Linked DNA regions of Homo sapiens: region 1 is linked to region 2. The links are chromatin loops, found by intact Hi-C in ENCODE. Cell type or tissue: Calu3. All regions are shown on one strand. Links, peaks and the distances in the headings refer to the core of each region. The heading gives the core; the rest is flanking DNA. Region 1 overlaps LOC124909365 (a long non-coding RNA gene). Region 2 has its middle 460 kb from the start of LINC01811.

Region 1 (16,299 bases), core at 5,472-13,471, 64 kb before region 2:
ATCACTGGTATCTATTTCTCTTCTTGAAGGACACCAGTACTATCAGACTAGGCCCTACCTCATGGCCTAATGTAACCTTAATTGCCTCATTAAAGGCCCTAAATTCAAATACAGTCACATTGAGGGTTAGGGCTTCAACATATGAAGGGTAGAGGCATGATGTAATCAATAACAATGAAGCTGTTAAAAAATGAAATTTTGAAATTGCATTGTGCATGGACCAGGAAAGAGCAGAATACTAACTGGGTGCTCATTTCAGACCCTGTAACCACTAAAGAAGTTTGTCATCATTAAACTAAAACATAACTTACTTTTTAAATAAGTTGTAAGTAATATCTTCCTTACTAGAATTCTGAAGGTAACATTTGCTTTCCATTACCACAGTTCACATTTGATTGTACTGGCAGGAAGTCAAGATTCACAGAGCCCCCTTCTGTATAACCAAAATTAATTAATATACAGTAAGAATAGGAGGTCCCCCTGGCACACAACATTAAATGATGCCAGTTAGAAGCAAATATTATGCTGAGTTCAATGTGTATATTTCAGAAGAAAGCTGGAGAAAGCAATTTCAATCCATACACTGGGTGGCTTAAATAACAGAAAGTTATTTCTCACAGTTATGGAGGCTGGGAGTTCATTAACAGTGTGCAGGCGTGGTCCAATTCTTGCGAGGTATCTCTTTCTGGTTTCTGTTGAGATGGCTGATTAGGTTTATAGCTCATACCCACAGAAATTTTTTTTATCAAATAGTTGTTCAGCTACACACTTGAGGTTATCTTCCAAACAAATTTTCTCAATTTTTGCAATGTGCATAGGCTCAGAATTTTACAAATATTTTTTGGCAATTCCTTCTTCAATTTATTTTTAACTTCTCACATTTTATTATGAACAATCATGAGGAATCAAGTCACTCCTTCAATGCTTTGGTTAGAAATGTCCTCAGCTAAATATCCAATTTCATTGCTTGAAAGTTCTATCTCTTATAAAACTTTAGAACATGAATACAATTCAGCCAAGTTCCTTGCCATTTTATGAAAAGGATTGCCTTTTCTTCATTGTCTAATAACATGTTCCTCATACCTGTATAAGATATCACTAGAATGGGCTTTATTGTCCACATTTCTATCATTATTCTGTCTATGACTACTTATATATGATGTAAACTTTCTCTACAACTCCTTTCTTCTGAGCTCTCATCATAATTGTCCTCATTGTGTACATTTCTATAATGTACCTCAAAACTATTCCAAGCTCTACCCATTACCTAGTTCCAAAGCTGCTTCCACATTTTTAGGTATTTGTTAAATAAGCACCCCACTTGTGGTACCAATTTCTGTGTTAGTCAGCTAAAACTGCTACAGCAAAATACCATAGACTCCACAACTCAAAAAAAAGGCATGTATTTCTCACAGATTGGGACACTGGAATTTCAACATCAAGGTGGCACCAGATTTGGTTCTTGATAAGGGTCCTCTTCTTAGCTTGAAAACTGCTGCCTTCTCACTGTATTGTCACATGGCAGAGAGAGAGAGAGAGGGAAGAAGGGAGACAGAGATCAATTTTTTCTTCTTCTTATAGGAACACTAATCCCATCAGGGGGGCCCCACCATCATGATTTTATCTAAACCTAATTACTTCTCAAAGCCCCCCCCCAATATGATCATATTGGGGTTAAGACTTCAAAATATAGTTATTATAATTAAAATTATGAGTTATATATAGATAGATATGAGTTAAATATATATATATATAAATATACATATATGAGTTAAAATATCAGTTAACTATAATAACTAGTGAGTTAAAATGTCAGTTATTTCCATTTTTATTCTTCATTATTGAGATAACACAAATGTCAAAAGAGTTGATGATGCATATCAATAACTATTTATTTCAAAAGATATTACTTATATACAATGAAACCTATATTTCTTTGCCTAATAGCATATTAACTCAATAAATTTTTAAGTTTTAATGACAAATAACTAAAATGTTAGGAATATCTTCTTATATAATAATTACAACATGAAAGCTAGGATGCTCACTATTAAATAGTAATGTTTTGTATTTCTGCTAGAATATCTAACATTATTCATTTTTCAATAACTCACATTTTCCTCTAAATTCATCATTTTATATATATATATATATATATATATATATATATATATATCCACCTTTTTTTAAAGTAACCTTTTTAAAATTGTAGAATTGTATGTCAGGTTTTCATTAAGTACAGCCCAATTATATTGGAAATAAACAGAAAGTGACTTCTGGTTTCATTGAAGAGGACTGGCAACATAGAATGGTGCTGGAGATAGCACCAGGAAATGCTATTAAACCCACTCAGATTGACAAAATAGTTTCACTTGGGTCAGGAAAGATAAAAGTCTTTCAAGTATAACTTAAGCAAATAAGATGAGGGCAAAATGTACAGTAGCTGCAAGTACATCAATGAGATGAGTGTGAGCCAGGTGGAAGAAACAGGTCTGCACCAGAGAATGCTAGGAAGTCGATAAAAGTATGAAGAAGCAGATAATCTAGCCTTTTGGAACTCAAAATGCAATCAATAGACCACCAGCAGCCATGTCACCTGAATTCGTAGGCACCACTCCAGAGCTACTGATTCAGAATCCACATGTAAACAAAACAAAATCCCCAAGTGACACGTATGTAAAGTTTTAGTTTGTTGTTTGGTTCCTGCTCAGTGTTACCTGACAGGCTGCCTCCGTTCTCTGCTATTACAGTATTCATGACCTTGGATACTCATGTCTTTTGTCTACTCTATATTTTTTGTCCAAACGACTTCTTTTTGTTCACCCTAATTATACCTATTTCTTCTTTTATCAATAGGTATATTAAAATCTCATTGAAAACTTAAGATTGACACTCTGAATAAAGGTGAATTAATAAAATGATAAAATAATCCAAAGCTACAGTGACCAAAATATGAAGCCAACATATTAAAAGATTAAAAATAATTTTGTATATATACACATACATAGGGAATATATATATATTCCCAATGTGACCCAGTGAGCCTCGAGTACATATTGAAAAATGCATTTTTGAAATTATTGAACAAGAAAGTAACAATAGTTGTATTACCTTGTTGGAGCTGTAACAAAGTACCACAGACTGGTCAGCTTAAACAACAGAAATGTATCATAGTTCTGGAGATCAAGGGTGTCTGCAGGGCTGGTTTCTTCTGAAGCATCTGTCCTTAGCTTGCAGATGTTTATCTTCTATGTCTTTACATGGTCTTCCCTCGCTGTATCTGTATCTTAATCTCCTCATAAAGATGCAAGTCATATTGAATTAGGACCCACCTAATGGGTCCTGATGCCATTTTAAGAAGACCTTTAGTCAAATTGGGTTCAGTGTATACTGCTCGGGTGATGGGTGCACTAAAATCTCACAAATCACCACTAAATAACTTACTCATGTAACCAAATACCACCTGTTCCCCAAAAACCTATGGAAATAAAAATAATAAATAAATAATACAAATAAATAAATTAATATAGTCTGTAAATTCAAAAAAAAAAAAAGCCTTTCACAACCCAAAATGCAATCCATAGACCAGCAGGAGCAGTTCTAAAAGAACATCAGAACTTATTTCTCCTAATTGTAACTTTATACCAATTGACTATCCTCTTCCCATTCCCTCTTCCCCCTCCTCTCCTTAGCTGATTTGATATTAGAGAATGAATATATGTACCAAAATATCACACTGTACTCCTTCAATACATATAGTTATATGTCAATTTAAAAATAAAATAACAAAAAGAAAATATATATATAAATGTCAAAAATAATTAAGCGCACTACACGATATCAAGGCTCATTATATAGTTACAGCAATTATGACAATGATATTGGCATAAGGAGATACAAAAGGACTCTGAAACAGAATAGAGTGCAGAGAACCACACTTACATGGCTCTCTGTCAATTGACTTATGACAAAGGGAATATTACAGAGCAGTGGCATAAGTGTGGCCTTTCCAATATGGTACTGGATGAACTGAATATCCTTGTTGAATTAAAAAAAAAAAATCTTGGTTCCCTACCTCAAACCATTAAAAAAAAAAAAGCTATTACAGATGGGTTGCAGATCTAAATGTGAAATATAAAGAAATTATTTTAGGAGAAAGCATAGGAGAATATCTTTATGTCTTTGATATAAGCAAAGATTTTTCAAACAGAAAAAAGATGTGCAAATCATAAAATCTGATACACTGAATTTTATTAATATAGTTCAATTTTCAATAGATACCATTAAGAGAGGAAAAAGGTAAGCCACATAGATAACATAATTGCAATATATCTATCTGAAAAAGGGCTCTTATCTAAAATATATAAAAAATGTTAGAAGTCAGTCCAAATAGGTAATTAAATAGAAAAAATATATACAAAAAGTTTGAATAGAAACTTTACAAAAGAGGATATCCAAATGGTCAGTAAGCATGAGAAAATGTGCTGAACTTTATTAGTCATCAAGATAGAGCAAATTAAAACCACAGTGAGATATCATTAGCCTCCCATCCAAAAGCCTAAAATAGTAAGAACAACAGAAAAAAACAGTGTTTAATATTTCTAAGATTCTCCAAGTTTTTTTTTTTAGTATACTTTAAAATCATGAACCGAAATAATGGGAAAATAAGGTTGCATTAAAATCTTCACATTACAGAAATCATGTCCAATATTTCTAATTCATAATGTTAGATTTAAAGTAGCACTGTCAAACTCATGTCCAAATTGATTTTATCCATGGAACTAATTAAAATCTGATTAAAATCAGATTCTTAGCATCAAAGTAAGATAATAGAGCCACCTGTTTGGCTGCTAAGTTATTGATCAAGTCAGCAGAAGATCAACTCCATGTCAAATGCAAGTTACTGTAGACTACACTTCTCAGTATAACTGGCATAGTAATTTAGATTATCAGCCTCAATTAGCTTTTTAAAAGTATGTGACTGTACTGTTATAAAATCATTTTCATTTGAAAAGGAATAGGTTTCTTGGACTTTTCTCAAACATGTTGTCATTAAATGGTTATTTTTAAAATTTAGCCCAGAAATTAAATGGTATCTTAAAGTCAAGTGAGTTATCTTAGGCAGGAAATTTTATACCCAAATCACTCTGAGGGTGCTAGAAAGATATTGTGTTATTGTCTGTCCTCACATCAACCTGGGTATAGCAATCAAAGATACCTGCAAGTAAGAGTGGTCTGCTCTTAGAAGACCAGAGGCTAGTTTCTCTGAGGTGTTTTGGTTCTGTTGAGCATAGGACAACCAAAGAATTGAGTGCTGGTGATCTAGATGAAGAGAAATGGCATAACTGCCTAAGACATTTACCAAGTGGAAATTATGGAGGATTCTCAGACACATATGTAATATGAACAAAATGTGAGGTAAAATTGAGTCAGCTATCAAGAGCCACGAGACTTTGAGAAAGCTGAAAAACATTTTCATTCAAGTGTTTTATTGCTGTGTAAGAAACCACGCCAAAACTTACCAGCTTATTTTCTCACAATTTTGTGTGTTAGGAATTCAGGAAGGGTAAAATGGAGCATCTCATCTCTATTCCAAGCTGCTTGGGACCTCTCCTGAGGTAGCTTACACTGACAGCTGCTAGCTGGGATTGCTAAATTTAGGTCCTATGTCTGAGTTCTCATTCTAGCTCTCAACTATGTTTCTCAGTTCTCTTCCATATGGCTTCTTCATGTGACTTTGGCTTCCTCATAGCATGGTAGTTACAAGGTTCCAAAGAGGACTATCTCCATTGTGCAAGGCTTAACAAAAATCTGCTGACACGATACTTGCTAATGTCAAACTGGTCAAAGCAAGTTATACAAGCCCACAGTGGAAATGGAAGAGGACAATACACAGCTTGAATTCCACTTCATCTGGAGGGAGTGGTATGTTTGTAAATATTTAACAATCAACTCTTCAGGAGAAACAGCTGAGATTTGTAGCATTTGCCAATTTCCAGGTTATAAATACTCCAAGCATGGCCCTTTAAAACTACCAAGTGACAAGCCAAAATGACAAAATATAGAGTTGGGACAAGATGTACACAATTGGCTTTCATAAGCTAGTACAAGTTGGCTCTAGCATACCACTGTCTGGAAACTTAAGCTGTGTAAGCACATAATGGGGACCAATACCTAGAAGACCAGCAAGATCAGAAACACCACTGATGAGATCAAAACACCTAGAATAAAAAGTGAAGATACTTTAATTTCACCCACCTCATCTATAGGCCCCACATTTTGGAGGAGGGAAGTAGAAAGAATTTTAATTTTGAAGGCATGAACATTAACATATTTGACCTATTGCATCTAACTCAGCTCAATGGGTTCAACTAAAATATAGTATTCCCTGTGCCCTAAAAAGTAATACAGATCGAATCAATTAGAGAAAAGTACAACAATTTTTTTAGATTGGCTCTCACTATGTTGTCCAGACTGGCCTTGAACTCCTGAGCTCAAGGGATCCTCTTGCCTCAGCCTCCCAAATAGCTGAGACTACAGGCACATGCCACCACACCCAACTACAAAATTATAATTTAAATGAGGAATTTTATTAGAATATAGTGTTGTGGGACAATCAAAGAATGGAGAGACCAAAAAACGTTCAGGAGGGTTTATTAAATTAAGGTGATCACTGACTCAGCCAGACATATGTCCAGAAAGTCTGAGCCTCAAACAAAGTGCTTTTCCTACTTTTAAACATCTTAAGGTGGGAACTACATGAGGCAAGAAGCAAGTTACAGAAGCAAGAAACATAGGCAGCATTACAACATTTCTTACATCTTGAGAGAAACATGTCTTGCAACCTAAACTTATCGGTCTTGTGACCCTGCAACAGTGCAGGAACTCACTGGGCCTGTAATAAACATTGAGGAATGTGGAGCTGGGGAGTATAAATAAGGTCCACTGTCCACAGAGAGAAGACAGGCTGTTAGTATTCTCTTTTAACTTGAGTGTAAGTTGGGGGTCACATTTGCAGCAACTTCAAGAGGATTTTAAAATTTCTATTACTACTACTATTATGTTATAGTTGATTTCATTAATTCCTTCTTCATTACTCCTTTTTGGTGCTCAACACAAATGTAAATTAGTAAAGAGCACAATAGTTAGCTACTTCTTCTTGAGTGGGTACATACTCATCTTGGGATACTGGTTGGTACTTTTGCAGAGCCATTATTCGGGTGGTGGTATGTATGTCCTTGGAGGCTCTGATGCTGACTGTCTTGTCCTAGATTTTTACAGATGGTCCCAATATTATTTAGTTTACTGAGATGTACAGCTTGGCAGGCATCAAAATATACAGAGACAGGCCCTTTATGTGAGTAAGGGAATACGTCTGTTTTGTTTACAAGTTTACAGACCCCGGTTTCTGTGAGGTTTGTATATGATGGCATTAGGGGTTCGCCAATTTGGACTTCAAACCAGAAGTCACAGGGCAAGAACTCTGGGTCATAACATACTTGGAGCTGCCCATTTCCAGGATCACAGACCAGGTAACTAGTCTGGTTATAGACACAAGTTCCTGTAGGAGTCCCTGTACACTCATAGTAGGTCTGGTATAACAGAGTTTTAGAAGCTGGTCTGGAAAAAGTGTGACTATCATACAGTGATGACAGGCATCCTGGTCCCCTTTTATAACCATAGGTGAAAGTGTCAGTGGCTTCAGTATTACTAATATAATTAAACTTACTTATACTATGCACGGGCACCCTTCTGGATAACAAGTTTGGCAGCATTTGCAAAGATATCATGACAGCAAAACAATCAGTACAAGTAAGAATATAACTATGTTTGTAAATTTAATCCACATTTTCTTGTCTATTGTTGACTTCCTCAGGCTTTGGCTGTGCATAGACTAGTCAGCTTCCAGTTGTGTGACTAGAACAAGGCTCCATGTTTCCTCAAGCTTCAGCCATGCATGGACCGACCAGCCTCCAGTGTGGTCGGAGCAGGGCAGTTGTCCTTGTCAGCAGCAGCTTGGTTTCACTGCAGGATCAGCCGTGTCGGGTGGTCTGGGTTTTGTTGACTGGTCCACTGGTCCTGGGAGGTGGCTACTGCTGGTTTCAGCCAGCTATGATGAACCCAAGGTGTGATACCTGAAACTTTAACAGCAGTGGGGGTAGACAAGATCACAATATGGGGACCATCTCATAAAGGCCTTAAAGTGGATGGGTTCCATCATTTGATCTAGACAGAGTCTCCAGGTTGGAAGTGATGTACTGCATCTGTGAGGCTAACAGGTATCCTTTCTCTTACCCACCCTTGTATTTCCTGCACGGCCTCACCTAAGGCTTGCATTTGCCTTCTTAAGGTTAATCCCCCAATTTCTTTTAAATCTCCTTTTATCTGAGTTATGATAGGGGGTGGTCGGCTGAACAATCTCATAGAGTGAATACCCAGTTAATTTAGTAGGGGTGCACCTGATTCGGAGAAGGACCATGGGCAGCACCTGATCCCACCTTAGATGAGTTTCTTGGCAAAACTTCTTTAACAGCTGTTTGAGTGTCTGGTTCATTCTTTCAACTTTTGAGAACTCTGTGGGCGATAGATAAGCTGTTGGCAGTTTCCATTTGATTTTTAACATCTGCGTTAGCTGTTGTACTATTTTTGCCACAAATGCTGGGCCATTGTCTGGTCCTAAAGTTAGAGGCAGTCAAAATCTAGGAATAATGTCCTTTAATAAGATTCTGGTTACTTCCCGAACTTTCTCTGTCCTGGTGCGAAATGCCTCGGCCCACCCTGAGAAAGTGCAGACAAACATTAGAATGTACCGGTAACCTCTGGCTCGAGGCAGCTAGGTAAAGTCCACAAGCAGGTTTTCACAGGGTGTAGCTCCAGTTTCTTGAATCCCTGGGGGCCATGTTGGCCCCTGCTGTGGATTGTTTTGGGCACAAGTTAAACATTGCTCACAAAGAGCTCGAGTGATGGCAGTTAGGCACGGCACATAGAAATGCCATCCTACACGAGTCTCTAATGCGGTTTTTCCCATATGCGTTTCTTGATGAAATTGCTTTATGAACTGGGGAGCTATTGTTTCTGGGATGGCAAGTCTCCCATCTGAGAACTTCCACAAACTTCCTTTCTGGTAACTTCTGCTCTCCTGCTCAAACCAAGCCTTTTCATTAGAGGAGTAGTTAGGGGGTTCTGTAAGGGGAAGCTCCAGTAAGGGCGTGGTAAGGGTTTCCTCTTCCTTCTTAGTTACGTCTGTCATTGCAGCTCTTTTGGCTTCTCTGTCCACCTTTCTTTTTCCTCTAGCCTCATCACCTCCTCCTGTTCGATGCCGTTTGCAATGGATGACTGCTACTTCTTTTGGAGCCCATACAGCTTCTAAGAGCTGCTCTATTTCCTTTTTATTTTTGACTTCCTTTCCTTCAGTTGTTAATAATCCTCTTTCCTTAGATATGGCTTCATGGGCATGCAGAGTGGCAAAAGCATACCTTGAGTCAGTATAGATGTATACCGACTTTCCTTTGGCCAAGAGCAATGTTTTATTGAGAGCTATTAGCTCAGCTCTTTGGGCCAAAGTTCCAACCGGCAGAGGGCAGGCTTTGGCTACTGAATTCAGTGTTACCACTGCATATCCAGCCAGTCTTCCTTCAGATACGAAGCTGCTTCCATCAGTAAAGTATTCAACATCTGGGTCCTTTAAGGGCTGGTTCTTTAAGTCTTTTCAGCTTCATCCACTGTTTCCACAAAACAGTGATACCCTGGGCCACACAACGGGACTTTCCATGCTCCACCCATTCTATTGGCAGCAGTGTGGCTGGATTTAGAGCATTCACAGTCTCCAAGGTTATATACAGGTTTTCACACAAAAACCCTTGATATCTTAACATCCTAGTGTTAGAAAGCCAGCCATGACCCTTCTGCTCCATCAGGGTGACGACTGCATGGGGCATCCAAATTATTAAACTTTGTTTAAATGTGAGCTTGTTAGCATCTTCCACTAACAGGACAGTGGCTGCCAATGCCTTGAAACAGGGTGGCCATCCCATAGCCACCAAGTCCAGTCGCTTGGACAAATATGCCATGGGCCGATACCATGACCCTAGTGTTTGTACTAAGACTCCTGTAACTATTCCTTTTCTTTCATGGACATATAGGTAAAAAGGCTTTATCATGTCTGGCAGTCCTAATGCTGGGATCTGGATCAAAACCTTCTTGATTTCTTTGAAGGCCATGTCCTGTTCTTTCCTCCACAGGAGGGGTTCCTTTTCCCCCACTTTGGTAGCCTCATACAATGTTTTTGCCAAGAGCGAGTAATTTGGAATCCAAATGCAACAGAAACCAGCTGCCCCTATAAACTCCCACACTTGTTGTCTAGTGTCAGGTCAAGGAATGCCGCACACAGTCCCTTTTTGCTCAAGTCCAAGCTCATACTGCCCTTGAGAGATGTTAAAGCCAAGATACCTTGCTCTTTGGCCACAGATTTGTGCCTTTTCCTTAGATACCTTATAGCCAGCCTTCCACAGAACACGAAGGAGGCTTTCTGTGCCTTGAAAGCACTCTTCTTTTGTGGGTGCAGCCAACAATAAATCATCCATGTACTGAAAGAGGACACAGCGGTCACTTGGTGGCACGAAAGCCTTCAGGTCTGAGGCTAGTGCTTCCTCAAAAAAATGGTTGGGGAGCATTTAAATCCTTGGGAGGCCTGGTCCAAGTATACTGTGATGAGCTCCACTCAAAGGCAAAGATGCCCTGGCTTTCAAGAGCTAGTCAAATGCAGAATAATGCATCCTTTATGTATAAGCACATAAACCCAGCAGCATCAGCAGGAATTTGCCCAAGCATTGTATATGGGTTGGGCACAATGGCATATAATGTAGCTGCAACCTTATTTACTGCCTGCAAATCCTGTAGTGGCCGGTAATCCCCAGAGGGCTTTAACACCAGTAGCAATGGAGTGTTCCAAGAAGAGGCACATCTTTCTATTATCCAAATTTAAGGAGCCAGTCTATATGCTTTATAATCCCATGGGTGGCTTCTACTGGCATGTGATACTGACAGATTCACACTGGGTAATTGCCCCGCAGCAGTTCCACCACTACGGACGCCTGATTTATGGCTAGCCCCAGGGGATTGTCTTCTGCCCAGACCCCTGGCAGCTTGAGAAATAATTCCTCATATATTGCCTCATTTCCCCACTGTCAAAATGCATCTTTACAAATTTTGCGTCTCTCATAGAGTCTCCATTCCTCTCTTGTTGGGACAGTAAGGGTCATTATCATGGCTTTTCTTTGACCTAGGTTTAGAGTCATGTCCCCTTCTGGTGTAAAGATTTGTCCTTACAATTTCTGGAGCAAGTCTTTTCCTAACGAGGGCACTGGACAATTTTGCAAATATAAAAATTCATGTTGGACTTCTTGTCCTCCAATGACACACCTTCTGGATTGACAGAAAGGCCTTTTCTCTGATAGTCTGGTTGCCCCAACTATAGTAGCATAGTTTTTAAAAAGCAGCCCAATGGGCCATGTCACCACCGAGTGTTCAGCACCTGTATCTACCATAAAGTCCATCTGTTGGCCTCCCACTTTCATGGAGACCAGGGGTTCCTGGAGGCCTAGAGAGATGGATCCCAGTCTGTCTCAGTCCTTATATTCCTCAACTCCTGCTAAGCCAACCAGATCAGCGTCTGGCTTTAGAACAATGGCTAGAGGCTGCAGTCCTTGGCTGGGCATCAGGTCCCTGGCTGCTGCTTTCTTCCTTTTCTCTTTCTGGACATTTATCCTTCCAATGCCCTTTCTGTTTGCATCTCATACATTCATCCCTCTCAAGCCTAGGCCAGCCTTCAAACCCTGGCCTAGCTTGTCCTCTCCCGTGACCACATCCATGACCATGTCCACGTCCTCTCACAAAACCAGTCTCTCTTTCAACCAGAGCAGCAGCCAACAAATCAGCCTTTCCCTTGGCTTATGCACTTTGCCCCTTTCTTGATTTCCTCCTCTTGATTAACAAACACCTTAGTAGCTACTTGAATGAGCTGGATAATATTCATACCCTCAAAACCTTCCAACTTCTGAAGCTTCCATCTAATGTCACCTTGTGCCTGGCCCACAAATGCCACATTAACCATGCATTGATTCCCTACAGCCTCCAGATCAAATGGTGTATAAAGCTGGAATGTTTCACAGAGTCTTTCATAAAATTCACTGGGACTCTCATCAGCCTTTTGGCATACGTCTGAGACCTTTCCCATATTCATTGCCTTTTTCCCTCCAGCCTTTATTCCATTAAGAAGTGCCTCCAAATACCTCTGCAGGTTTTGCAGTTCTGCCTGGTTGGATCCCAATTTGGATCTGCTTCTGGGAACCTCTCCTGTGCATACCACTTGACATAATTTTTGCCTTCAGATGCATTGCTTTCTAACCACTGTAAGGCTCTCTGAGCAACTCTCCCGCATTCTTCTGTATTGAACAATGTTAAAAGTAGTTGCTGACAATCAGGCCAGGTAGGGTTAAGAGTCACAAAGATGGACCGCATCAAGTCCATGAGGGCCTGGGGCTTCTCTGCGTAGGAGGGTGTATGCTGTTTCCAGTTAAGGAGGTTAGTGGTGGAGAAAGGCTTGTAAACCAAAAGGCATTGCTCTCCTTGTACTTGACCTTATTTAGCATGATAAATTTGGCTTTTTGTCTCCTGGAGAAACATCTGCATGGCTTGGGTGCGGCCGGATCTGAGACAGCCTGCCCCGTCACCTTGAAGTGCTTCTTTAGTCTTTATAGGTAGGGGGCTCTGACTCTTCCCTGCGGGGTGATGCCTGAGGCTCACTCTCCTCTGAACTTGATTCCTCAGGGGCCGCTTGTGCAGCATCTTGCCTTGGCCTTGCTAGAGATGGATAGATTGGGACATAGAGAGGTGGAAACTCCCTCTTCTCGGGCAAGGCCTGCAGAACAGGTTTTTTATGTTTTCCTTAAGGCTTTTCCTTTCTTTCCACCATCCCTTTAGGTTCTTTTGCTACCTCAGATCTGGCACGAGCTACCAGGGTCTTACAGGAAGTCTCATAACAGGCTTGTAAACACTTGGGGTGAGTTTGAATGATGCTCAGCCAGGAGTCAATGTATGGGAACGGGTCCAGGTACCCAGGCTGTTCTTTGACTCTGGTTATGACCCTAAACACAAGGCCAATTATCTCTCTGTCTATCGTTACTTAGGCCAGCCACCCAACACTAAAAGAAGGCCAATCTATTTCACAGAGAGTTCTCAATCTCTGAGGGGTTAATTTAACTCCATAATATCCATTAAAACCTTTCTTGAAATTCTCCAACATCCACTCCAATGGAGTAGGCTTTGATGCTTTTCCTCCCATTCCACCCTTTGTGATGCACTTTCACTCTCACTTTCACTCCTGGACAGACCAGACCAGGTCCTATTACAGCAGGTTCAGACTCTGCTTAGCCAGGAGCATGCCTGTCACAGCTAGCTGCAGCTATAGAGCTGGTCCTATGGGCTGTATGCAGTGTCATAGGTCTGGTTTTTCCCACACTTGCCTTGGAGCACACAGTACACACTAAGAGATCTGTGTCTCCCCACATCACGCCCCACATTGGTCTCTCCCAGGACCATCTCTTTCACTCACTTTCACACACCTCCCCATCCCTGAAACAGTTTTTCTTTCTGACCGACTCACGAGCCCCACCCACATCTGGTGTCGGTTAGGGTGTGAGTTTCATCCAAATCAATGGCCTTCTCCAACTGTCCCAACCCCCTCAGGTCAGACTAGTCCTCATACCCTGGCAGGTGATCAGGCTCCCCTTCCATCTTTATGGGACAGGTCTTGCCTTAGGGCCAAAACCTTACCACGGTTCAGATGTCTATGTGCTGCTCCCGTGACTGTCCTGCAACCCTTTCTACCAGTTCCATTTGTGCTGTCGGGGGAGGGCTCTGGAACGAGGGAGGGACATTCCCCTTCCAGGCTGAAACTCTCCTGGTGGCACCAAGGACCCCAGGTCTCCTGCATCGTGGGGCTCTAGCCCACAGGCAAAGAAGATAGAAAATAGGCCATCTCCAATCCCAAACGGGCCCGCAGAAATATTATGGGACAATCAAAGACTGGAGAAACTGAAAAAGGTTCAGGAGAGTTTATCAAATCAAGGTGATCACTGACTCAGCCAGACATACATCCAGAAAGTCTGAACCCCGAACAAAGGACTTTTCCTACTTTTAAACATCTTAAGGCAGGAACTACGTGAGGTGGGATGCAAGTTATAGAAGCAAGAAAAAAAGGCAGCATTACAACATTTCTTACATCTTGAGAGAAACATGTCTTGCAACCTAAACTTATCAGTCTTGTGACCCTGCAGCCAGGCAGGAACTCACTGGGCCCATAATAAATGCTGAGGAATGTGGAGGTGGAGAGTATAGATAAGGTCCACTGTCCACAGAGAGAAGACAGGCTGTTAGTATTCTCTTTTAACTTGAGTGTAAGGAGGGGTCACCCTTTGCAGCAACTTTAAGAGGATTTTAAAATTTCTATTACTACTACTATTAGGTTAGAGTTGTTGATTTCACTAATTCCTTCTTCAATAGAGTACTTCTTTTGTGAAACCAAGGGCCAGTCTTTAAATAAAAATAATTTCTATTTGAGCAGGTTGGGAGGAGCAGCAGAAAAAAGATCAATTACCTCTCTAAGTAATGGTAATTAATAATTCTAAGGAAAGGAGAAAGTACTGTACTTACAGTAAGACAGTAATATAACCCTTTTCTTACTCATTTTGGATTTAGCTAGGATTTATGTCTCAAACCCTAAGGCCTGGAACACCAGAAGAGGTGTTAGGCACACACTTGGCAATGCCTGACATTTACCACTTAGCCTTAGGGCCTGGGAGATAAAAGGAACCAGTGAAGAATGTGACACAATAGTGATCATATGCCCAAACTAGGGAAATGGCCACTTCTCTACTTGTTTTTTGCCTAATGGAATGTGTGCTTGTGTTGTTTGATATTCTGTATTTCAAGAGAACCTAGACACACAGATGTTTAAGTGAAATCTCTAGAGCTTCCACATATGTTCAAGATCTCTCCCTCCTTTCTCCTTTCCTGCCTTCCTTCCTTTTATGTACCTTCCTTCTTTTTATTCTTTCTTTTTTACTATTTAACATCAAATAGGTCAAAGTTAAATGCTGAAACCAAGCAATTATGCAAATTTAAGTCAACTGGTTTGTGATTTCTGGTTGAGATAAAACTGTGCCTGAGAATCCACCTCCAGGGTTCTAAGAGTTGCATCTATTGTTGGACTAATGTCTATGAAAGTTAACAAACACACATGCCCATAATCTCATTGAACTGGTAGGAATTAAAAATTAAACCCAGGTCCATGCAACTTCATGTCCAGTATTATTTCTACTATGCATTTTGGATCTTAGGCTATAGAAATAAGATCTACCTACTGTCATCCAAAGGAAGCATAAAAACATGATGTTTTATATGAATACAAAACTTTATATATATATATAGTTATGATCACACATGTTTAGTTAATGTATTAGGCACCCTGAATAGAAGAATTTTCATAATAAGATTGATAAGATATATTCTGCATCAATCCTACATTCTTTGTTAAATAGAACCACACAAAATTCAACAATGACACCCCTCTGGAATCTTGGGACCCCCAGAAGCCCTGTAGCTGAATGGCAAACAGAATGAGGCTGGTAATGAGTTGCATTGGGTGAAGTCCCTGCCCCAATATTTACTAAAAATAAAATGTTCAAAGGTGTCTCAGCCTTCTTAAGCTTCATTTCCTTTATAAGATAAAGAAATAATAAAAATAACATTACCTATCTCAGAGTGTTAGTTAGAGAAAAACAGAATTATAAATGTAGAGACTGCAACAGAAGATCTAGTGTATACTATGCACTCAAAAAATAAATAACATAGTTATTGACATTATTTTATTCTAGAACTTGTGGGTCAGCTTGTGACAAAACCCTCAAAATTTTGATTAAAAACTTAGAAAATTATCTTTGGCACTCAAATCACAGGCAGAAGGTGATAAAACGTTTTACTGCTGCTGCTTTCTATTCTGATTTACTGCTGCAAACAAACACCCCTCCTCCCCCAAAAGAAAAAAAAAGGTCTATGAGGAACCTCTGTGAGGAGGTAATTGTGTGAATTTGTGTGTGTGTGTGTGTGTGTATGCATGATAGATATCTATACTATATTTTAGACTAAATTCAGAAGTTTTCTCATTTGCATATAGAGTATATTTCTATCTGCAGGAGGCCAGTTGGACCCTGTCTGTATTTGGAAACCATTTAGGGAAAC
Region 2 (16,299 bases), core at 4,287-12,286:
TCATAAGGTTCTTCAGGGAGGAAAAAAATTTGTTCTTATCTGAGGAAACTTAATTCAAGTTTTAAACTCATTTCTTCTTTCAAGCAGTTTCTACTGTAAACTCAATTATGTGGTGGGATTTATTGAAGCACAGAACAGAAAAGACATTTGCTCAGAAGTAACTCTGGGATATGATGTGGATTAGACCTGGAAAAAATAATAAATCATAAAGCTACTGAGTCCTGAAAACACTGAGCCATACTTGAAAGTAGTCTAAGACTTGAACAGGGTGAGTTACTGTTAAATGAACATGAATATGTCAAGAATGATATCTGAATTACTTCCCATTTCAAAAGTTTCATTTGCCTCCAATTTTTCTCTTAACTCTTTTTAACACTATTAAAAAATATTAGAATTTCCTTTCACTCCCTTTCATAGAAGAATAAATAAAAGAATAATTGAATTTCCAGGGGTTACTCAGGAAATAACTAAAGATCTATAATTAGAATCTATAATTCCTGATCAAAAAATCCTTTAATTCCTTGGGTGATGCTTGCATTTTATTATGCCTTACTATTAATAAAAGGATGCTGTGAATCAGAGGTTCATCATAGATTATCTTTTTTTATTCTCTCTATATCATCCAGCCCTCTGGAGCTTCTGTCCAACTAAGTTCTGTTGCTTTCACAAAAAGGCCAAGTCAAAAAGCCCTAGGGCAAAGATAGGCAGCTGGAGAACCTTACCATAATGCTCACAAAAGATTACATAATCAACTCTTCATTTCTGTCAAGAAAATTCAGTGGTTGTTTCTTTATCACTTCCTTAGTACTGGCATTATTATATTGTGGTTCAGAATACTTGAAGAAAAGTCTGGCATACGACCTTCTCTCACAGAATGTGTAAGCTAATGTATAATCAGTTCTCTCTGAGATGCCCGGCTGCCAATGATTCTGTCTTGGTGGAATAAAATCCTGAACATAATCAGAACTACCACTTTTCCATTCTAGTGGAAGATTTACAATTTGGAAACTCTGGCTAAACACCTTTCTATCCACTAGGTTCTAGAGACTGTGCAAAACCAATCCTAGGAAATTTATTTCTGGGCAAGTCAAAGGTGAGTTTCCCAGTATACACTTAGCTTTACCATCTCTCATCAGGACTAAGCTCCAAGCCTGCCAAAGGTCTAAATTCCTACAAGTACCAGACTAATTTCTTGCTGTTTTCTTTCCATTTTTACTTATTCATATCTTCTCATTCCCTCAAGTATTTTATTATATTTTACCAAATGTGTTCTTTCAAAGAGCCTCAAATCCTATTATAAAAATGTGTGATAAGAACAAAAAGATACATAGAAAATTAGATCAAGATATTAGTCTGAGAACAAATGCTTAGATCTTTTGCTTCCCTAGAGAAGACATAAAAAATGTAATAGACCAAACAAAATTATAATACTAGCAACAAACAAAAAAGATTATCTTCAGTGAATCAAATTGGTTAAAGAATCTATGAGAGTAAAATGCAGAAACAATCAGCTTGACAAGGAAGACCACAGATTAAAGGACATAAAGAGAAAGAGACAGCTTCCAAGGGCAGAAACACTATTAGAAATTCTCCAAATCAAAGGTAAAGGATGCAATAAGCATATATAGAGAGAAATATATGTATATAAATATATATCTATTTCAAATATATATGCATATAATATATAAATTTACTTCCACCAAAATTCATCATAATTCTCAATAAATATATATTGATTTAATGTAAATTAATTAATTTAAATGTAATTAATTTAAATGAATATATATTGAGAATTATCATGATGAATTTTGGTGGAACTAAGTTTACACCAGTTTTTCTTTCATACTTTGGTGACACAAACTTTAGGGCAGAGATGTGGATACTTGTATGAAAGAGGACAAGAAGTGTCAAGGTGAGTGGTGACACCCAGAAGGAACAAGATCATGCTCCCTCCAAACACAAGCCACTGGTGAATGACCCAGATAAGCTTGTTCCATGCCATTCTCTAATTAGTGGAAGCAGGCTACAGCATGCAAGAAAAGTGAAATCTCAGAAAGAATGTTGAAACAAAGTCAAAAGCAGTTGAAAAAAAATCAAAATAAAAAGACATTTGCAAAAATTTAGAGTACAACGTAATGGAATCAAAAATGTAAATAAATTTTTATTTATTCAAGTATTTTAATAAATATTTTATTGTTTAAATAATATTTAAAAAGATAATACATAAAAATTAGATTTGCTCTAGAAAATATTTTTAGGAAAGACCTTGTTAAGCAAGGCATACAACTCAAAAGCCATAAAGGAAAATATTATTGAGCTTAACTATATAAAAATTATAAAAATTTTTTAGTGTGGGCATCATAAACAGTATTAAAATAAAATGGAAGGGAGAAGAAAATAATTACAACATATATAACAAAGAATTCATATGAAGACTATCTAAAGAAATTCTGCAAACCAGTAAGAAACAAAAAACCTAAATTCTCAGCAAAGTGCCTAAGAAACTTATGAAGAGGGATACAACCTAACAAATTATCAGAGAAATAACAATAGAAACAATGAGATACTATTTTTTGCCTCTGTAGATGAGAAGTAATTACAAAAATACACGGGAAAACTCTACTGCTCCCATGGTATATGAGCAAAATATCAGAGTAAGCAACTTTAAGCTTCTTCCTTTCCACAGAAACATTGAGAACCAAGCAGAAACTGTCAGAACTAACTTTGCTAGAACTACAGAAAACAGTTAAAGATTTGTAGCAACTCAGTAAGTACTAAATCAAGTAAAGGCAACTATTAAATGGTAGAAAAGCTTTGTGGCATTTAACTTACTTCATTCTCTCCCAAGCTCAGCAGCAGTCTTGAAGATTGCAGGCCAAATTCCTAGTGTGGAACCTAGTCTGTGTTTCCAGGGAAAGCAGAAAATACCTTATTCACAGATTATTCAATATGTCTGTCCTAACTTGCCTGGGGGATACCTGAAGGATTGACCAAAGGTGTCATCTCTGTTTTGCCTAACATGGGAACTTATTCAGGAAGGAAAGTTGGTGAACAATATTTGAAAACATTGTAAGGCTAATGAAAAACCAACAGTGGCCTGTGACAAAAGATACAATTGAGACATTCAATAAACTATCAAAAGCATGGGAAGAAAAGCTAGGGAGAGTTTATTTGGAAAGTTAGGGCATTCAAAAGCACCCAGGTACACTAGAGAATTTAGAAAGCCACGAACATGTCCAGGGCAAGACCTCATAATTAAAAAAAAGTACTGAAAAGAGGCTAAGCTTTCATATCTATCATATATTTAGGCTCAGTGCAGTACCAGCTGAGTGTTGAAGGAGTGTTCCAATACAAAGCCGATATGCAAAGACTGGGAGAGATGTTTTTGCTCGTATGGCTCATCATGTTAAATATATATATATATATATATATATCTGTCAAAGCACTTTCTAAACACAAGCTAAAATAAAAGAGGCATAAGGGACCCCCAAACGACAAAAAAAAAAAAAACAGACTTTGCACAAATGCTGCGGTTTGGGAAAGCCAATCAACAAATGGATGACCACAACTATCAACAATCCAAAAAAAGCAAACTCTAGAGGAGAGGGAGCTGATTTACACAATATGATATTTACAATACAATATTACCACAATATGATACTCAAATGCCCAATTGTAAACAAACAAAAAAAAACACAAAGTATACAAAGAAACAGGAAGCATGACCCATTCAAGGGAACAAAATAAATTGACAGAGACTGCCCTTGAGGAAACCTAGACATTGGAATTAGTACACGAAGATTTTGTCAAATATCAATATATTCAAAGAACTAAATTGGAGATAGAGATGGACAAAAGCCAAAGGAAATAAGAAAAAAAGATATGTGAACAAAATTAGAATGCTAAAAAGAAGATTGAATATCTCTCTCTATATATATATATCTACTGATATATCTATATCTACTGATATAGATATATATGATATATATATGATATATATGATATAGATATAGTATATATAGATATACTGCTATATCTATATCTGTATCTATATGTACTGATATAGATATAGATATGCTGGAACTGAAGAGTTCCAAGAGTACCATAACTAAAATAAGAGAGGTTAAGCAGGTAGATTTGAAGAGTCAAAAGAAAGAATCATGAATTTGAAGACAGCAAAGTTGACATCATCCAATCTGAAGAGCAAAAAGAATAAATAAAGTAAAAAGCCTATGGAACCTATAGAACACTATCAAGTACACTAACATGTGCATAATGGGAAACCCAGAAACAAAGAGAGAGAAATGTGCATAAACAATATTTGAAGGAATGGCTACAAACTTCCCAAACCTGATGAAAGGTTTAAATCTATAAATTCAAGAAACTTAGTCCCTCCACTCTGATAAACCTAAAAGGATCCATCCTGAGATGTACTCTAATCAAAAACAAAAACTACAAGAAATTCTTGAAAGCAGCAACAGAGCAGTAACATGATCACATATGACAGACTTCATAAAATTAAAAGCCAATTTCTCAACAGAAACCATGGCAGGAGAGACAGTGGGATGGCATATTTAAGGTGCTAAAAGAAAGAAAAAACCTGTCAACCAATAATTTTATATCTAACAAAACTGTGCTTCATATGGAGAGAAATGAAGACATTCCCAGAATAACAAGAGCTGAGGAAGAAATGGCAAATGAGTAACTCTAAGAATGTAATTTGATTCTTTATGAATAAATAAAGAATTTCAATAAAAGCAACTAAATGGGCAAATATAAAAACTAGTATTCTTATATTTTTGGTTTGCAATTCAAATTTATTATTTTCTAAATAATTTAAAAGTCAAATGTATAATAATAATAAATATATATTATTAGGTATACAATCTATAAGATGTAATTTTTGACAACTACAACACAACAAGGGGGAGAACAAATATGTATAGGAGCAGAGTTTTTGTCTGCTATTGAAGTTATGTTGGTATTAATTCAAACTATATCCTATAAACATAGGATATTAAAGACAGCCCCCATGGTTACTACAAAAGTAAATGTGTATTTTAAAATAGACACAAAAAGAACAGAGAATGATTCAAAATACTTTACTACAATCAACTAAACACAAAGAAAATGACAATAGAGGATATGAAGGACAACAAAGGTAAAAACCATAGAGAAAATAAATGGCATAATGGCAGTTTTTCCTTACCAGTAATTAATTTAAATGTAAGTGGATTAAGCACTCTAATCAAAAGGCAAAGATTTGTAGAGTGGAATTTTAAAAAGGATCCAACTATATGAGATCTATAAGACATTCACTTTAGATCCAAAGACGCAAATAGGTTGGAAGTGAAAGGATTGAAAATATGTTTATGCAAATTATAATCAAAAGAGAGCTAGAGTAGCTATACTAAATTCAGAAAAATAGACATAAGCAAAACTTCTACAAGAAAGAACTACACTACATGTTGGTAAAAGGGTCAATTTTTCAAGAAGATATAACAATTGTAAATATATATGCATCAAATAACAAAGCCCCAAAACACATGAAGCAAATGTTGACAAAACCAGAGGAAGAGATAGGCTTTTCTAAAATAATATTTAGAGACTTTATATACCCACTTTAAAAAATAGACAGAAGATCTAGATGGGTCAATATAGATCAAAAATACTACACTATACTATACTATTAATATATATCACCAGACCTAAAAGACATATATAAAACATTCTTCTCACCAGTAGAAGAATACACATAAGTGCATATGGAACATTCTCCAGGATAGTCTGTATGTTAATCCACAAGTCTCAATAAATTTTAAAACGTTGAAATTATACAGATCATCTTTTACAAATACAATGAACTAAAGTTAAAATTATTAACAGAAGGAAAACTGGAAAATCCACAAATATCTGGAAATTAGATAACATAGCCTTAAATACCCAATGAGTTAAAGAAATTCAAGAGAAATTAGGAAAAAATTGAGGTAAATAAAAATGAAGCACAACAGAACAAAACTTGTAACATGTATAGAAAGCAATGCTTAAAGAAAAATGTATAGCTATAAGTGCTCACATTAAAAATCATCTCAATAGTTTGACTTTACAACTTAACAATTTTGAAAAAATTTTCCTGTAAGCCAAAGCTAGCAAGGAAAAAAATAATAATAAGGTAACAGTGGAAATAAATGAAATAGGTAATAGAAAAACAATAGAGAAAATCAATAATAGCAAACTCTGGTTCTTTGAAAAAAAAATCAACAATTTGACAAACCCCTAGCTGGATTGAAAATAAAAAGAGAGGTAGTTTATGCAAACAAATAAAATAAGAATGTAAGTGGGGACATTTTACTGACTTTACAGAAATTTTTAAAAATCATGAGGAAAAAAGATGAACAATTATATACCAACAAATTAGATAAACTAGATGAAATGAGAATGGTCCTAGAAATGTACAAATTAATTTAAATGACTAAAAAAGAAATTGAAAATATCGGCAGACCTGTAACAAATAAGTAGATTTAATCAATAATAATAAAATAACCCTCTGAACAAAAACAGTCAAGGACCCAAAGTCTTCACTAGTAAATTCTAGCAAACATTTTAAAAAGCATTAAGACCAATTCTTTTCAAACTATTTAAAAAAATGAAAAAAGAGAAAATGCTTAACTCATTGTATGAGGTCAGCATTACCAGAATATCAAAGCCAGATAAAGACATCACAAAAAAGGAAAATTACAGATAAACATTCTTTATGAATATATATGCAAAAATTCTCAATAACATACCAGAAAAAAAAATTAAACTGCATATTGAAAGAATATGAACAAGTAGAATTTTCCCCAGGAATGAAAAGTTTGTTCAACATGAGACAATCAATCAATCCAACGCACCACAAAAATAGAACAAAGCAGAAGAAAAATCATAATCACTTCAATCGATGCAGAAAAAGGCATTCGGCAAAATTCAACACGCTTTCATGATCAAAACTTTCAGAAAATTAAGAATATAAGGGGTTAGCCTTAACATATGAAAGGACATTTCCATTTACAATAGCATCCAAAAGAATAAAATTCCTAGGAATAAATGTAACCAAGGACGTGAAAGATCTGTACACTAAAAACTGCAAAACATTGCTGAAAGAAATTAAAGATCTGAGCAAATGAAGAGACATTTTGTATTCACAAATTCAACAATCTAATACTGCTAATATGCCAATACTGCACAAAATGATCTACAGAGTTGATGAAGTCCTCAAATTTATTTGAAATTGCAAGGAGACCTGAATAACCAAAACAGTCTTTTAAAAAAGAACAAAGTTGGAAGATTCATACTCCCCAATTTCAAATTACTGCAAAGCTCTAGCAATCAAATCAGTGTTTTAGTGGCATAAGGAGAGATATACAGGCCAAAGGAAAAAAAATCAAGAGTCCATAAATAGACTCATACATCTATAGCCAATTGATTTTCAGCAAGAGTGCCAAGACCGTTCAATGGTAAAAGGAGAATCTCTTCCACAAATTGTGCTGGGACAGCAGAGTTAAAGAATAAAGTTGAATTTCTATCTCACACCATATATAACAATTAACTCAAAATGATTCAACAACCTAAATTTAAGTGTTAAAACTGTAAGCCCTTAAAAGAAAACATAGGGTTAAATCATCATAATCTTATATTAGTTTAAGATTCTTAAAATATGACACCAAAAGCTCAAGCATCAAAACAAAATATAGATAAATTGAAGGCTGCATCAAAGTTACTAACTTTTTTTCATAAAAGGACATTTTCAAGAAAGTGAAAAGACTGGCTTCTGGTTCCATAATGGCAAAATAGAAGCAAGTTGGTTTCACTACCCACCACAGAAAACCAAAAACTAACATACAGCACCAAAATCATCACTAGCAATATTAGACAATTCAAATATGAAGATGAGACACTTCCCAGGGCCACGGAGAAGTGAGAAAACTCCAGGTAGACAGTAAAAGAATGTAACCTGCATATCTGTGATGTCCCTCCCCCTATTCTGCCAAGCACCAAGCACCAGGAAAATTTTCGTCCAACTCACAATTTTTAAAAAGGACAAAACGTATTGAGGTGGACGGCCACCTCAAGACGGTGTTGTACCACCATCTTGAGTTTGCTGGCAGGAAATCTGCTCATGCCTTAATCCACAGGAAGCATCATGAGTCCCTTAAGCATCACTGAGGACAGGGAAGACAAAAAGAGAAGATGGGACTACCATCCCCAGTCCTAGAACTTCTGCTCTATAACTCAGTCAAAGGACATGCCCAGTCAGAGTGGCTGTTCAGCATCACCACGCTGTAGATTTATTCCATAAGTCCTCTGGACACAAGCCCCTTTCCAGTTTTCCCACATTGCTGGGTATCCCCTTCCTGAGCTTCCGCAATGAGGAAGGCCAGTGCTCCTATCCTTTACTAGAGCTGAAGTGAACCTGGGCTTAAGATGCCACCTAGAGCCAAAAAGGAGGCAATGATCTAGTGGCAAACAACATCTAAGCAAACATATTTAATAAAAAACAAAATCAGCCAGACAGAAGACTGGAATAAATAATTAATCCTTCAATGCAAAGACATAGATATATGTCCACAAGAAACAACAGCAAACAGGGAATCATAATCTCCCCAATTAACAAAGCAAAGAATCAGTGACTGACCCTAAAGAGACCGTGATATGTGGGCTCTCTGACCAAGAATTCAAAACTGCAGTTTTAAGAAAACAGTGATCTCCAAGATAACACAGAAAAATAATTCTGAAATTAATCACAGAAATTTAACAAAGAGATTGAAGTATTTTAAGAAGGCAAACAGAAATTTTGGAACTTAGAAAATACATTTGCTAGACTGAAAAATTCATTAAAGGATCTCAACAGCAAAGTGGATCAAGCAGAGGAAAGAATCAGTGATCTTGAAGACAGCCCATTTAAAAATACAGTGAGAGGAGAAAAAGAAAAATTGAAAAGCAACAAAGATCACCTACAAGATACAGAAAATTAGATCAAAATACCAAATATAAGAATTAGTGGTGTTCAAAAAGGAGTTGAGCAAGAGCACAAAGTGGAAAGCTTATTCAAATAAATAATAAGAGTACACTTCTCAAAATTCAATAAAGATTTAAATATCCAGGTACAGGAAGGGCAGAGAATACCAACAGATTAGACCCAAATGAGACCGCCCCAAGCCTAAATTAATCAAATTCTTAAAAGTCAACAACAAACAGAAGATACTAAAAGCAACAAGAGAAAAGAAGCAAATAACATATAAAGGAGCTCCAATTCATCTGGCAACAGAATTTTCAACAAAAAGCATATAGGCCAAGAGGGAGCAGAATGATATTCTTGACATTTTCGAAGTGCTGAAAGAAAAGAATTGCCATTCAAGAATACTGTATCCAGCACGCTTATCCTGCTAATATTAAAGTGATATAAAGTCTTTCCCAAACAAATAAAACTGAGGGTATTCACCATCACCAGATTTGTCTTACAGGAAGTGCTAAATGCTAAAGGAAATTCTTCGATCTTAAAGAAAAAAATAAATGAACTTTAAAAAATTGAAGGTATAAAACCCACTGGTAAAATTAAACATACGGACAAACTAAAATACTCTGATATTTGAATTGTAGTGTGTAATCCACTTATAATTCCACTATGAAGCCCAAAATGCAAATATATCATTTTGCTATAGTTATAGAAACCTATTAAGAGATACATAATAAAAAATAAGTTGAAACAACTAAGAGTCAAAATGTGGGGGTACGATGTTAAAGGGTAGAATATTTTTCTTTTTTATTTCTATTATTTTCTGTGTGATCTAAGATAAGTACTCATCTCTTTAAGACAACTTGTTATGTTTATGTTTTTTATAAGTCACATGGTAACCACAATGCAAAACCTATAATATACTCACAAAAAATAAATAGCAATGAATTAAAACATGCTACCAGAGAAAACCACTAATCACAAAAGACAGGAAGAAAAAAGAAAGGAAGAGAGAAGTTACAAAACAACCAGAAAACAATCCAGAAATGACAGTAGTAATTCTTAATAATAACACTGAATGTTAATGGACTAAATTCTCCAATAAAAAGCTATAGAGAAGCTGAATGAATAAGGAAAGAAAACCCAACTATACGCTACCTACACAAAATCTACTTCACCAATAAAGGTACACATAAAGTGAAAATGAAGGGGTGCAAAAAAAATGTATTCAAGGCAACTGGAAACCACTAAAGAGCAGGAGTAGCTATACTTAGATAAAATGATGATTACAAATAAAAGTCTATAAAAACAGACAAAGAAGGTCACTATATAATGATAAAAGGGTCAGTTCAGTAAGAGAATATAACAATTATAAGTATCTATGCACCCAACATATGAGCTCCTAAGTATATAAAGCATGCATTAATAAATTTAAAAGGAGAGATAGGCTGCAATATAATAATGATAGGGGACTTTAACACCCTTGATATAGTTTGGCTGTGTTCCCACACAAATCTCAATTTGAATCGTATCTCGCAGAATTCCCACATCTTGTGGGAGGGACCCAGGAGAATGTAATTGAATCATGTGGGCTGGTCTTTCCTATGCTATTCTCATGATAATGAATAAGTTTCATGAGAGCTGATGGTTTTATCAGGGGTTTCCACCTTTGCTTCTTCCTCATTTTTCTCTTGCTTCCAATGTGAGAAGTGCCTTTTGCCTCCCATTTTGATTCTGAGGCTTCCTCAGCTATGTGGAACTGTAAGTACATTTAAACCTCTTTTTGTTCCCAGTTTCAGGTGTCTTTATCAGCAGCATGAAAACAGACTAATATAACCCTATGTTCAGAAATGGCCAGAATAGCCAAAGTTATGCTGAGCTAAAAGAACAAACCTAGAGGCATCACACTACCTGATTTCAGAATTTATTACAAAGCTATAGTAACTAAATCAGCATCATACTGTCATAAAAACAGATACATAGACAAATGAAACAGAATACAGAACCCAGATATAAATCCACACATTTATGCCAACTCATCTTTGTCGAACAATGATGAAATGGGGAAAAACAGTTTCTTTAATAAATTGTGCTAGGAAAACTGAATATCTATATGCAGAGAATTAAACGGAAACACAATCTTTTATTAGACACACAAAAAAATCAAATGAAAATGGTCTATACATTTAAATCTAAGACCTAAAATTATAAAACTACTAGAAGAAAACATTTGGAAACATTACAGGCCATTGGTCTGGGCAAAGATTTTCTGTATAAGATCTCAAAGCACAGGTAACTAAAGCAAAAAAATAGAAAAATAGGATTATATGAGGCTAAAAAGCTCCCATATAGCAAAGGAAACAATCAACAGTGAAGAGACAACCCACAGAATGGGAGAAAATATTTGCAAATTACCCCCCTGACAAGGAATTAGCATCCTGATTATAAAAGGAGCACAGATATCTCAATAGCACGTGCACACACACACACACACACCCCTATTAAAAATGGGCAAAAGTTTGCTGAGCATGATGGCTTCCAGCTTCATCCATGTCCCTGAAAAGGACATGATCTCATTCTTTTTTATGGTGGCATAGTATTCCACGGTGTATATGTACCACATTTTCTTTATCCAGACTATCATTGATGGGCATTTGGGTTGGTTCCATGTCTTTGCTATTGTAAATAGTGCTGCAATAAACATACGTGTGCATGTGTCTTTATAGTAGAATGATTTATATTCCTTTGGGTATATACTCAGTAATGGGATTGCTGGGTCAAATGGTATTTCGGGTTCTAGATCTTTGAGAAATTGCCACACTGTCTTCCATGTTGGTTGCTCTAATTTATATTTCCAGCAACAGTATAAAAGCATTCCTATTTCTCCATAGCCTCACCAGCCTCTATTGTTTCTTGACTTTTTAACAATTGCCATTATGAGATGGTGTGAGATGGTATCTCCTTGTGGTTTTGATTTGCATTTCTCTAGTGATCAGTGATGTTTAGCTTTTTTTCATTTGTTCGTTGGCCACATAAATGTCTTCTTTTGAGAAGTTTCTCAAAGGAAGTGTCTGTTCATATCATTTGCCCACTTTTTATGGGGTTGTCAAAACACAGATACTTTAAACAACAACCATTCATTTAGTTCACTACTCAGTGGATTAGCAATTTGGGCAGGACTCAGCTGAATGGTTTATCTGGTCTTCTCTGCATTCACGCATGCATCTCTGCATAGCTGTTAGGTTAGCTTAGGCTGACTGGACTCAGATGGTCCCAGCTGAGATGGCTTGTTTCTAGTCTATATGGTCTGGCAACTTCTAGTAGGCTAGCTTAAGATGTTTCACCTGATAGCTGGGCAAATTCCTAAGAGAGGAAGCAGAAGAATTCAAGGTCTTCTGAAGTGTAGGCTTGGGACTCGCACAGCATGACTTACGCATTTCATTGTTGAAGCAAGTTCCAAGGTCATCCCAGGTTCACAGAGTAGGGACATAGATGTCACCTTTTGTTGATAGAAGCTAGAAAATCACATTATAAAGGGGGTGTTGATATAGGAAAGGAATAATTATAGCCATTTTTGCAATCACTCCACTAACCCATTCTTCAAATTAAGCAAGAATCAGAAATTGAATTTCTATCCTGTATCTGGGATGTCCTAAGAGGTGTGATTAAAATGCATCTTTTTATTCTTACTTAGTGTCTACATGTTCTTTGTGCAAATTTTTCTCTATGCACCTATGTAAAATACATTCTGAGATTTATGGAAGGTGCCAGTACTCCAAATTCTTTTAATTCAGTCCAGCAGCTATGATCTCAGAGCTAAAAATACAGAAATAATAGTTCAGTTTTTACCTATTAGTGGCTCAGAGTCTCTCCAGAAACCTCCGTGTAAAATGCATCCGAGAAACACATATGAAGAAGAGATTCATTTTTCTTTGGTAAAAAGATAATTTGATTAGGAGTTTAAAAATTAGCTAAAACTTGGCAGACCATGAAAGACAGGAAAGGTAGTCCAGGTAAACAGAATAGGATGGTAAAGGATAAGAAACTGCAGCAATACGAAGCATACTCAGCAAAGAGTGAGTATTTAGTGTGGAAAGCTAAGTTGGAAGAGTACAAGGAGTTGTGGGAATGGCTGTAGATTCATTCTCACCTAGGGCGGAGCACGGGAATCCTCCCACCATATGCAAAAATGTCTGAGTAGTCTCCCACACCTCACTCTGATCACTTGTTTTATTAATGAAATAATTCATAGCTAAGACTATACAGTATTTAAAATTCACAATTTTAGAATAATGCTCTCTATGAAGTCAGAAATGCTTTTTGTCACATTTTTCATCGTTTTTTCATTGCCTTCTGCAGCAGAATAAAAATATTGTTTTCCTTATATTTGCTTTTCAATATTGGACACCCTGAAATTAAATTATCGGCTTCAAGTTAGAATGATACTTTTTTATAGCACTTCCTGCACTCACTTCATGCCATAGAATTTATTTTTCTCCAGAGACTCGTTTTTTGGTGTAAAATTGAATTCTGGCACAGTCTTGATTCTTATTGATGAGATTCTTTGTTAACTGTTGTTCATCCTTAAGATATTACCTCATTAAATACTGGAAGGTTAACAACTGAACCTTGTTTGCCTTGAGTAAATCATACTCAATTTTCTGGAGCTCATTGCAAACAATCTGCTCCAAAAGAGCTAATTAGGGCTGAGAATACAAACGTGAGTCTGGATGGCACTGTCTGCATAGTCTCAGTTACAGACTTCTTTTTCTCCTTCAAATCAACAGAATCATTGTGTAAGTCAATCTCCTTTTTTTTCTCAGAAGGGAAATGTATGCTGAAGGTGAGAATCCATGCACTGTGGCATTCTGATGGCAATGATGGCTGCAGTGGCAGAATGTGAGCCATAAAATATATGAAAAAAAAATTCAGCTTCCTAGAGCTGTACTAATGGTTACTGGCAAGTTCATAAAGGTGCTGGAACTGCCATTCATTTGATTGAGAACTGCAGTGTAGAGTTTCTAAGTGCAGCTCAGTTAGAAACATTCTTCTGCCTCCCCCACCACCACACACAACTCTGTGTGTGTGTGTGTGTGTGTGTGTGTGTGTGTGTGGTGTTTGGGAAGAAAGGTAGAGACTTGTCAATAGATAAAAGTAGTTCTTGTCTCATGTATCGGTTGTATCTTGCTGCATAATGAGCACCCAAAATGCATGGCTTCATACAACATTTTATTAGTGCTCTTGTATCTGTTGAGTAACTGGGTAATTCTACAGAACTTGGCCTGGCTCAGATCACCTAATCTGGGCCCATTCGTAAGTCTGCAGTCACATCCTTGGTTGAGCAGAGGCCAGACTCAGCTTGGGTAGGGGAGGGTTCATCTCTAGTCCATATGGTCTTTCATCCTTTTATAGGCTAGCCTGAGCTTATTAGCATGGTGGCTCAGCTGAGTTCCAAGGAGGTGAACAAAAGCATGCAAGTCCTAGGCCAGGCGCAGTGGCTCACACCTGTAATCCCAGCACTTTGGGAGGCCAAGGCAGGCAGATCACAAGGTCAAGAAATCAAGACCATCTGGCCAACATGGTGAAACCCCATCTCTACTAAAAACACAAAAATTAGCTGGGCGTGGTGGCACATGCCTGTAGTCTCAGCTACTCAGGAGGCTGAGGCAGGAGAATTGCTTGAACCCAGGAGGCAGAGGTTGCAGTGAGCTGAGACAGTGCCAATGCACTCCAGCCTGGGTGACAGAGTGAGATTCCATCTCAAAAATAAATAAATAAATAAATAAATAAAAGGAAGCATGCAAGTCTTCTTGGCCTAGAGTTGGAACTGGCACAGCCTCCCATCTACCACATCTTATTGACCAAAGCAAGTCCCAGAAATAGCCCAGATTTAAACAGTGGAAAACAGACTTAATCTCTTAGATGCATTTTTAATTAGGTAGTTCTTTTGCTTACTGATTTCTTGGAACTCTTTCTATACTAGAAGATTTAGCCCTTTGTCATAATGTAAGTTGCAACTATATTTTCTAATTTGGCATTTAACTTTTGACCTTGTATGGTATGTTTTCTTTTTTTTACTCAAGTTAGTTAGTTATTTTTCTATTGACTTTTGATTTATGAGTAATAGTTAAGAACTTCTTCAATGTCAAGTTTTAAAATAATTCTATGTTCACATCTAATAAATTTATGGTATCATTTTAATGTTTAAGTTTGTATTTAAGTATAAAATACATACATAAATGTATGTAAACCATAAGTGTAAAACTGACTGAACTTTCACAAACTGAATATACCCATGTAATCAGTACCCAGATCAAGAAAGAGAACATTTACAAGACACTAGAAGTCCCCTTGAACCCTCTTTTCAGTCACAAGCATCCATTTCCCCAAGGTTAAACACTGTCTTGACTTCTGAGACCACATCCACATGAACTTCTTACACTTCACATTCTCAGAGTGTCTAGAAAATTTCCAAAGCTGCATAATTGCTTACTGAACAGATTCACCTACAATAATCAGAATAATTATCCATATTGCCAATGGAATTGACTGTGCTCAGAAAGGACAATGTAGTGTATGCTGGGAATTTATAGATGATTCAGACATCGACAATAATGTCTGAGACATTGTGAAGGAAAAGACTATTTCAAATTAAAGATTAAAATAAAATTCTAAAGAACATGCATTTTAACACCAGCAAAATAATTTTTATTCATTGAGTCTGCCATTTCTGGATCCTTCTAATAAATAATAAGTTTCCTTACCCTCATTACTCGACGCCAAAAATGAATCAAAACCTTTACCAATGTATTTTGTTGGATTTTTGTTGTTGTTGTTGTTGTTGTTGTTGTTGTTTGTTTTTTGAGACACAGTTTCACTCTGTCACCCAGGCTGGAGTGCAGTGGCATGATCTCGGCTCACTATAACCTCCACCTCCTGGGTTCAAGTGATTCTCCTGCCTCAGCCTCCTGAGTAGCTGGGATTACAGGCACACGCCACTACACCTGGCTGATTCTTGTATTTTTAGTAGAGACAGAGTTTTACCATGTTGACCAGGCTGGTCTCGAACTCCTGACCTTAAGTGATCCGTCCGCCTTAGCCTCCCAAAGTACTGGGATTACAGGCATAAGCCACCACACTCAGCCTGTATTTTGTTTCAATATTCTTCTAACATGCATAGCAAACTCCAGAATTTAGAGAAGCTTAATGGTAAGACTTTTTTAAAAAAGGATGATTTACATATTCAAAAAAAAGCAAGAAAACCAATTTTGATTATGAAGGAATCAAGTCATTGTCAGTCATGT

The links. Peaks named below come from ENCODE experiments on the same cell type or tissue, not always from the same donor. Only the 100,000 strongest peaks of a DNase experiment are listed, where the experiment ranks them.
Region 1: it touches region 2 in a loop (13-fold over the local background); 5 of 110 quality-filtered maps call a loop at or near these places.

Annotation. Positions count from the first base shown.
Region 1 is chr3:34,677,330-34,693,628 of GRCh38, reverse strand. LOC124909365 (a long non-coding RNA gene) reads right to left here. Exons shown (of 3, transcript XR_007095867.1): 3 at 16,165-16,299. Among named protein-coding and RNA genes, the nearest start is that of LINC01811, 530 kb to the right of the region's middle. In Calu3, for the core only: no CTCF peak of the experiment used is centred there; a DNase peak (open chromatin) is centred at 9,588.
Region 2 is chr3:34,612,339-34,628,637 of GRCh38, reverse strand. No RefSeq gene overlaps it. Among named protein-coding and RNA genes, the nearest start is that of LINC01811, 460 kb to the right of the region's middle. RefSeq lists a silencer at 8,317-8,540. In Calu3, for the core only: no CTCF peak of the experiment used is centred there; no DNase peak of the experiment used is centred there.